Regions from separate parts of the Homo sapiens genome. Here region 2 is linked to region 1. A link is an interaction called in ENCODE POLR2A ChIA-PET data of the cell type or tissue named here. Cell type or tissue: GM12878. All regions are shown on one strand.

Evidence for each region. Peaks named below come from ENCODE experiments on the same cell type or tissue, not always from the same donor. Only the 100,000 strongest peaks of a DNase experiment are listed, where the experiment ranks them.
Region 2: POLR2A ChIA-PET joins it to region 1 with 5 read pairs; 4 of 35 experiments call an interaction of 5 or more read pairs at or near these places.

What each region holds. Positions count from the first base shown.
Region 1 is chr16:10,818,988-10,822,987 of GRCh38, forward strand. No RefSeq gene overlaps it. Among named protein-coding and RNA genes, the nearest start is that of TVP23A, 2.2 kb to the left of the region's middle. RefSeq lists an enhancer at 2,345-2,554. In GM12878, a CTCF peak has its summit at 2,527 (motif pointing left); a DNase peak (open chromatin) is centred at 2,394; H3K27ac peaks cover 1,689 bases.
Region 2 is chr16:10,884,850-10,888,849 of GRCh38, forward strand. All of the region lies in intron 1 of CIITA (class II major histocompatibility complex transactivator), which reads left to right. Among named protein-coding and RNA genes, the nearest start is that of CIITA, 9.6 kb to the left of the region's middle. RefSeq lists an enhancer at 2,428-2,547. In GM12878, no CTCF peak of the experiment used is centred here; no DNase peak of the experiment used is centred here; H3K4me3 peaks cover 3,914 bases; H3K27ac peaks cover 3,860 bases.

The DNA.
Region 1 (4,000 bases):
AGGCCCGGCCCGGGGGATGTGGAAGGCCTGGAGTGGGGCCCTAGAATCTGCCTTCCCCGCGCCCCCACCCCCCACGACAAAATGCAGTTAGGATGGGCCCTGCTGTGTTCTTTTTTGGGGGGTGGGGTGGGGAAGGCAGATTCTAGGGCCCCACTCCAGGCCTTCCACATCCCCCGGGCCGGGCCTGAGAATCTGCTTTTCACAAGGTTCCTGGGAATTTCTTGCGTGCAGAGATTGTTGGGAACATTCTCTGCACCTAGGCTGGAGAGCACTGGTGCCATCGTAGCTCACTGTGGCCTCAAACTCCAGGGCTCAAGCAGTCCTCCCGCCTCAGCCTCCCGAAAAGCTGGGACCACAGGCTGCACCACCACACCTAGCTAAATTTTTATTTTTGTAGAGAGGAGGGTCTCACTATGTCGCCCCGGCTAGTCTTGAACACCGAGGTTCAAGCCATCCTCCTGCCTCAGCCTCCCAAAGTGTTGGGATTACAGGAGTGAGCCACCACACCCGGCCTCACCTGCCTTTTAAGGGGTGGCGCTGCTATAGCCACAGCTTCAGAACCACAGTGAGATCTGCGTGCATCGCCGTGCCAGGCACTTATTAAGCGCAAAGTTATTAGTAGTATTAATACTATTATTGACAGTAATAGTAGTGTTTCTTGAAGTGAAAGTCTTCCTGGGTACCTCCCAGGAAAGAAAACTTGTCACCTGAGGGTCTTTCCTGGCCCAGGACACAGTGACTCTCCTCTCCTGCGTGCCCTCTCCCTGTCCTGATCCCCCACCCACGGACAGAGGGCTGAGCATCGAGATGCCAAAGCCAGTGACCCTGCCCTTTGCCCTCCCACCATGGACAATAGGTACGTGTCCCCTGCCCCTGGTGACCCCAAAGAGGGCTCCTGGGCCACAAGCCCCTGACACATTTTCCCCACTGCTGGTCTCCATGGGCGGAGGTGGAGGCAGGAGCTGTCTCATCTCTGATCCTGGGCCTGGGTTCCAGGCTTTCTGTCCTCCGCCCCCACCCCAATTCCCTAAGCTGACCCCACAAGGGCCTGCCAGGTGTGTGTGGAGGGAAAGTGCTTTCTCCTATGCCATTTCTCTTTTTTTTTTTTTTTGAGATGGAGTTTCCCTCTTGTCACCCAGGCTGGAGTGCAATGGTGCGATCTCGGCTCACTGCAACCCCTGCCTCCCGGGTTCCTGCAATTCTCCTGCCTCAGCCTCCCAGGTAGCTGGTATTACAGGCGCCTGACATCAACCCGGGTAATTTTTGTATTTTGTATTTTTAGTAGAGAGGGGGTTTCACCATGTTGGCCAGGCTGGTCTCCAACTCCTGACCGCAGGTGATCCACCCACCTTGGCCTCCCAAAGAGCTGGGATTACAGGCATGAACCACTGCACCCAGCCTCTACTATGCGATCTTCAGGAACCAAGATTTATATATATACAATGTGTATATATGTGTGTGTGTATGTATATATATATATATATATATATATATATATATATATATATATATATGTATATGTATATATATTTGCCAAACTCTGCTGCGATTTGGATAGCTTCTAAAAGACACACTGCCCAGATTGTGTTATGGACCAATTAAATCAGGCTCTCTGGGGATGGGACCCTATACCAGTGCTTTTAAAGCTCCCAGGTGTTGGGCTGCAAGGTAAAGAACCAGTGATTTAAATGAGTGCTTCTGACCCCTCAATCTGCAAATGAATCTCCTGGGGTTGGCTTAGAAGCTGGATGCTGACTCAGCGTTCTGGGGGTCTGGGGGTCTGGGCAGGGGCTGAGATTCTTTCTTCCTTTCTTTCCTTCCTTTCTTTTCTTTTCTCCTTCCTTCCTTCCTTTCTTTCTTTCTTGAGATGGAGTCAGTGGCTAGATCTCAGCTCACTGCAACCTCCACCTCCTGGGTTCAAGTGATTCTTGTGCCTCAGCCCCTTAAGTAGCTGGGACTACAGGAACATACCACCACGCCTGGCTAATTTTTGTGTTTTTAGTAGAGACAGGGTTTCACCATGTTGGCCAGGCTGGTCTCGAACTCCTGACCTCAAGTGATCTGCCTGCTTCAGCCTCCCAAAAGGCTGGAATTACAGCCGTGAGCCACCACATCCGGCTGAGATCCTGCATTTCTGAGAGCCCGTGGGAGAAGCTGATGCTGCTGCTCCCTGGACCACCCTTTGAATTGTAAAGATCTAAACCACCAAGGCCTGGTTTTCTAGAAAGGCCTGTGAGCTCTTCCTGCCCAGAAGGGTGAACGGAGAGGCCCACTCCCAGCGGGGCCCCAGCAGCCTGGGAAGGGGATATTGGGAGGAAGGAGGCAGGAGGGCAGCTGGAGGGAAGAAGCCGTTGCAGAACATTTAGGGGCTTTTTCTCTGACCCTAAGAATCACCAGCTGTTGGTGTCTGTTGAGTTGGGGTTCCTGGAGTCATGGGAAAACCCCCGTGGAATCCCCAGTCAGGACCAACTGTCATTCTCAGCCACTGGGTTGGAGGTTCCTCCAGAAATATCCTCAGCTCCTGCCATCTGGAGGTGGCTCTATAAATACAGGGTCACTTCCATCCCTCCTGACCTGTCCACATGGGGCAGAGGGCTGAGGATACAGATGCTGGGGCCACATATGAAGCCCTATTATTCCCTCCTTGGAAGAAAGCACCCTCCCTCTACACGTGGCCCAGACGGCCCTCTGTGGGGTCAGCTTCCTGAATCTGAGGGGTGGGCAGAGGGCCTGAGGGTTGCACAGAGAACTCATCTTGGTTTTAAAACTGGCTGCGGCAGAGACACCTGGTTGAAAGGTAGATTTTAGGCCGGGCACAGTGGCTCACACCTGTAATCCCAGCACTTTGGGAGGCCGAGGTGGGTAGATCACTTGAAGTCAGGAGTTTGAGATCAGCCTGGCCAATATGGCGAAACCCCATCTCTACTAAAAATACAAAAAATGAGCCGGGCATGGTGGCGCAAGCCTGTAATCTCAGCTACTCAGGAGGCTGAGGCAGGAGAATCGCTTGAACCCGGGAAGTGGAGGTTGTGGTGAGCTGTGATTGCGCCACTGCACTCCAGCCTGGGCCACACAGTGAGATTCAGTCTCGGAAAAAAAACAACAAACAAACAAACAAAAGGGTAGATTTTAGGATCTCACTCTAGGTTTTCTGAACCTCCAGGGTTGCGGCTTGGAGATCTGCCTTAATAAGAGCCGCAGAGAGGGCTTGGAAGCCCGACCTTTGGGAAACACTGGCCCTCTCCCCTCCCCCTACCCACACTGGTCTTGGCCCCTGAAGGATTTGGGGAGTAGACCTGTGAGAAGCAACCCCATCTCCGATCCCTGCAGCTGGGCTTGGGACCTTGAAGCCAGAACAACCCCAGGGAAGGAGGTCCAGGCTCAGGTAGCCACTGGCCTCTGGCTGACCTTGGAGGTCAACATCTGGAGTCTGCAGGCTTTGTTGGGGAGGGGACAGGTCACCTTAGGCAGGGGACTTCACCTCTCTGGCCTCAGTCTCCACATCTGTAAAGTGGCGCCATACTTTCCCCCTACCTGGCAAGGATGATGAAGGACCAGAGAAAACATGTCAGATTCCTTTCTCTGAATAGGGGCTCAGGAAACAGCGGCCTTGTTGACAGTGACTTAAGGTCATCAGCAGAGGGGTCTCGGGTCAGGAGCCCCCATGGGCCAGCAGCACACAGGACAGGAGCCTCGTGTCAGGGGCCTCTGCTGGGGATATCTGTCTTCCCAGCAGAACAGGGCTGGCCTTTCCTGAGTGGCTCCTGTTGGCCTCACACTGCGTGCCCCCGGGACATAGGGCACCTGGACAGAGGTACACACACAGTCTTTCTCTCCAGTGACCCCAGGAGTCCTGGACCAGGAGGCAGAGGCTTGGGTGTGAATTCTGGCAAACACAGGTCAGGGTGCTGGAACCCAGAGGCTGGAGGAGAACATTCGGCCAGGGGAGGAAGGAGACGTCAGTCTGGCAGGACCATGGCAGGCTGTAAGACACGCAGAG
Region 2 (4,000 bases), 66 kb after region 1:
GTCCCCTCCAAGACCCTCTGTAGAAAAAGACCCTACTGTACACCTCAATTCCATTGCAGGACAGGACATAATTGAATCCTGCCTCTCCCTGCCCCAGTCACCCATCCCTCCCAAGCCATTATCTTGGGACCTGCAAGGGCCTCCAAGCCAAGGGTGGCAAATCCAAATACCAAAGGGGCCATAATGATGTAAAATGTGTCCAGGCAGAAGGCAATAGGGAGTAGTGGGGCCTCTGGTAACAATTGTGTGTACTCTATATAGAGACATTGTGATGGTGATTTAGACACACACACACTTATATTGGCTTGGGAAACAAAACAAATAGGCCTATCGACTGGATTCAACTTTTGATTTTGCAGCCAAGCCCCTGTGGCACAGCTGAGGAGCTTGCAGGTCAGAAAGGGGATTTAGAGCCAACCAATAGCAATATCTCCAGACCTCTCCTGACACGAAGCTCATCTGACCTCCTGCCCCCATTACACACATACACATGCACACACATGCATGCAGGCACATGCACGCACGTCTTCTAGTCTCCCTGCCTTGAGGACAAATGATCAGATCCTGCAACTGTTTCCAGGCCCATAAGCCCCTGAGCATTGCAGTGTTGCTACATGCCTTAGTTTCCTCTCCGTCTCCTGTGACCTCCTCGTGCCACTCCAGGAAGTGAAAGTCTTGAGTGAGACCAGTAGTTTCTCTTAAGTCCTCTCTCTGTCTCGTTCTCCTGGGATATCTACACTTGGTTTGCAAACAGCAGGCTGGAGAGTGAGGGGCTTCTTCCTCTACATCCAGCTCCTCCCCCATCCTGCTCCAAGTCCAGCATGTTCCTATCTCTTCCCCAGGACCCTGGGCTCTTGGGCACAAATCAAGCCATCACCAGACAGCCTGTGGGGTGGCAAGAGCAGAGGTTTGTTTCTTTGTGAACATCTATAGGTACCAGGCTCTGTGCAGGCCCTATTGTTGGTGAGCCATAGAGGTACCAACCTCACCCCATGAATCCTCCTTTGTTTCTTTTCTTTTCAACCCCTGGGCCTTTAAACCTTCGATTAACTGCCCAGTGCAGCCCAGGTCATGGTACACTATGATCTTTGGTTCACATGAGGGTTTTCTCTTCATTAATGTCCCTATTTCCCATACTGGGTGCCCATTCTAATGCATTTCAGGTGTATCTTTCTGTTTGTATGTGCTCTTATAAAACATGTTTTGCCTTTTTTTTTTTTTTTTAGATGGAGTCTCACTCTGTCACCCAGGCTGAGTTTTCTATTTTTAGTAGAGATGGGGTTTTACCACCTTGGCCAGGCTGGTCTCAAACTCCTGACCTCAGGTGATCCACCCGCCTCGGCCTCCCAAAGTGCTGGAATTACAGGTGCGAGTCACCACGCCTGGCCACAGTTTCTTACTTTTGCATTCTGTACTATGTTTTTAGGATCTACTTGCCTTGCTTCTGATGCATTTGATCTTTGCTTCTAATCACGGACATTGTTCTCTATGGAGTGCAGGGGTTACTTTTCACCTGTCCACACCCCCAGTGATGGACACCTAGGTGACCTCCAACTCTCTGTCACCACAAATAACACAGCAGTAACCATCCTCAGATGGGTTCTCCTGGGGAGTTGTGGGAACATTTCTTCAGGATATATAGACCCAAGAGCTGAATTGCCAGGTGGTAGGATCTACATATCCTTAGATATTCTACATGATGCCAGGTCGTTCTCCAGAGCGGCCCCATCCATCTACATTCCCACAAACCCGTGTAACCAACACTTGGCATTTCCCAGATGTCTAACTTTTGCCAGTTGTACAGTATCAAGTGTCACTTTGCTGTTTTATTTTTGGAGTTTACATCTTAGTACCACTTACTCGCTAAGTCACTTTAGGTAAGTCACAACAACCCAGTGACATAAGCACTGTGCCAACAAAATGCAGTCGATTCTGTGACTCAGAGAGGTTGAGTAACATTTGCAAAGTCACACAGCAAGTGTGGAACTAAGATTTGAACCCAGAGCCTGCACCCTTAACCACTATGCTATTATTATGTTTTGTCTCTCTCCTAAAATATCATCTGGGTCTACATTGCAAGCCTCTTTGGCAGGGACTGTGTGGTAAACCTCTTTGGGGCCAGTAAGGAACTGAGCTCAGTGACTTTCTTACGGGGTGCTCAGTGAATCATTGTTTTACAGCTTTAGAGGGGAAAAGTGAGAGATGTTTCTTAGAGTTTATCTGGAGGACTACAGGGTGCATGAGCAAAAGCGGAACTCATTTGAGCTACTACCCCCACAAAGAAGCTGTTTGGGGTCTGGTCATGGTAGATAGGCATTCCTAGGCCCCTGGCTTCCCAACACCATTTGGCCCCCGGAAGCAGCTTGTCATGAGGTTGGGGAGCAGGTTGGTGTTGGGGGGGGCCTTGGGGGAAAGGAAAAGGAGAAGACTGCCAGGCAACGAGGAATCAGAATCTCAAAAAGACTCAATTGAAGGGGCTCCAACACTCGTTGAAACGGAGGCTCAGAGGGCTAAGGTAATGTACTCAGGATCAAAGGCAGAGCAGAAACTCAAACCATGTCTCTAGGCACACAGTTCAGAGGTCTTCCCATTATTCCTCAGGAGGAGAAGTTCATGGTCAAGAGTAGGGAAGTATTCCTTCTCAAGCTTTTTTTTTTTTTGTCTGAGACAGAGTCTTGCTCTGTCACCGAGGCTGGAGTGCAGTGGCGTGATCTCGGCTCACTGCAACCTCCGCCTCCCAGGTTCAAGCAATTTTCCTGCCTCAGCCTCCCAAGTAGCTGGGATTATAGGCACCCACCACCACGCCCAGCTCATTTTTGTATTTTTGCAGAGACGGGGTTTCACCATGCTGGTCAGGCTGGTCTTGAACTCCTGACCTCAAGTAATCCGCCAGCCTCGGCCTCTCAAAGTGCTAGGATTATAGGCGTGAGCCACCACCCCTGGCCTCCTTCTCATGCTCTTTAATCACAGTTCAGAGCAGTGCTGGAGGCTTTTAGGGGTAGCAAAAGAGCCTTCTTCTCCCTTTCAGTGCCTCCTTAGACCCTCAAAGATAGACTCCCCGCCTCTGGGAAGAAAACATCTAATGAACTGGACGTAATCTCAGCGCCTGCGTCTGTAAAATGGCTATAATAACAACAATCTCCCAGAGTTGCCGTTAACAGTTGAAACAGAATAGTAAATGCAAGGCATCTAGCACAGCCCCAGACACAGAGAAATCTCCCCTGGTCACTCTCACAGAGGTAAGAAGCACATTAATAATAAAAATGGTCATCACGCATATTGTACTCACCATGCAGAAGTTGTGCTGCCTTAAGCTACTGTTCATTGAGCACTTACTGGTCGCCAGTCCCCTTTCTAAGGGCTCCATGCAACTTAACTCCCCTAATCCTATGAGTTGCCAATTATTATCCCCCACTTTACAGATAAGGAAACTGAGGCTCCAAGTGGTTTAAAAAATGAACTTACCCAGATTGTAGTGCGTTGGTAGGTAGGGATAACCTGAAAGTTGGGAAATTTCACCCCAAAGCTCACCATCTGAGCTCCATTCATCTCCCACCAGCTGAGATGGAACGTTATGCTGTTCCCAGAAGAGATGCATGCACTGATCTTCAGATAGTTTAAGTCTGAGTTAGAACATTGTGGCGACACCTGATTTCCCTCGGGGGAGAGAGAGGTGAATTGTTATTTCAGACACCTGTTTAGTGTCTACACTTAGCCTTTCAAATCCTGCATGCAGTGTGAAGTGGGGATGAAAATAAACCCCAAAAAGGACTTTTGATGGCAAAAAGATCAGGAATATTTTCTCGAGTTGGATGTGGAAGGTGGTGGCCCAGGGGGAAGCACAGTTTCAAAGAGGACCTTCTAAAAATACTGCCCATTTACCAAAAAGACACAGACCGCGCCTCTGCCCTGCCCCCACATGGCTCCTCAAAAGGAGAAATTGTCTTGCCACCCACGCCTTCCCTCGCCGGGGTGCTGGGGGGCCAACAGCAATTCAAAA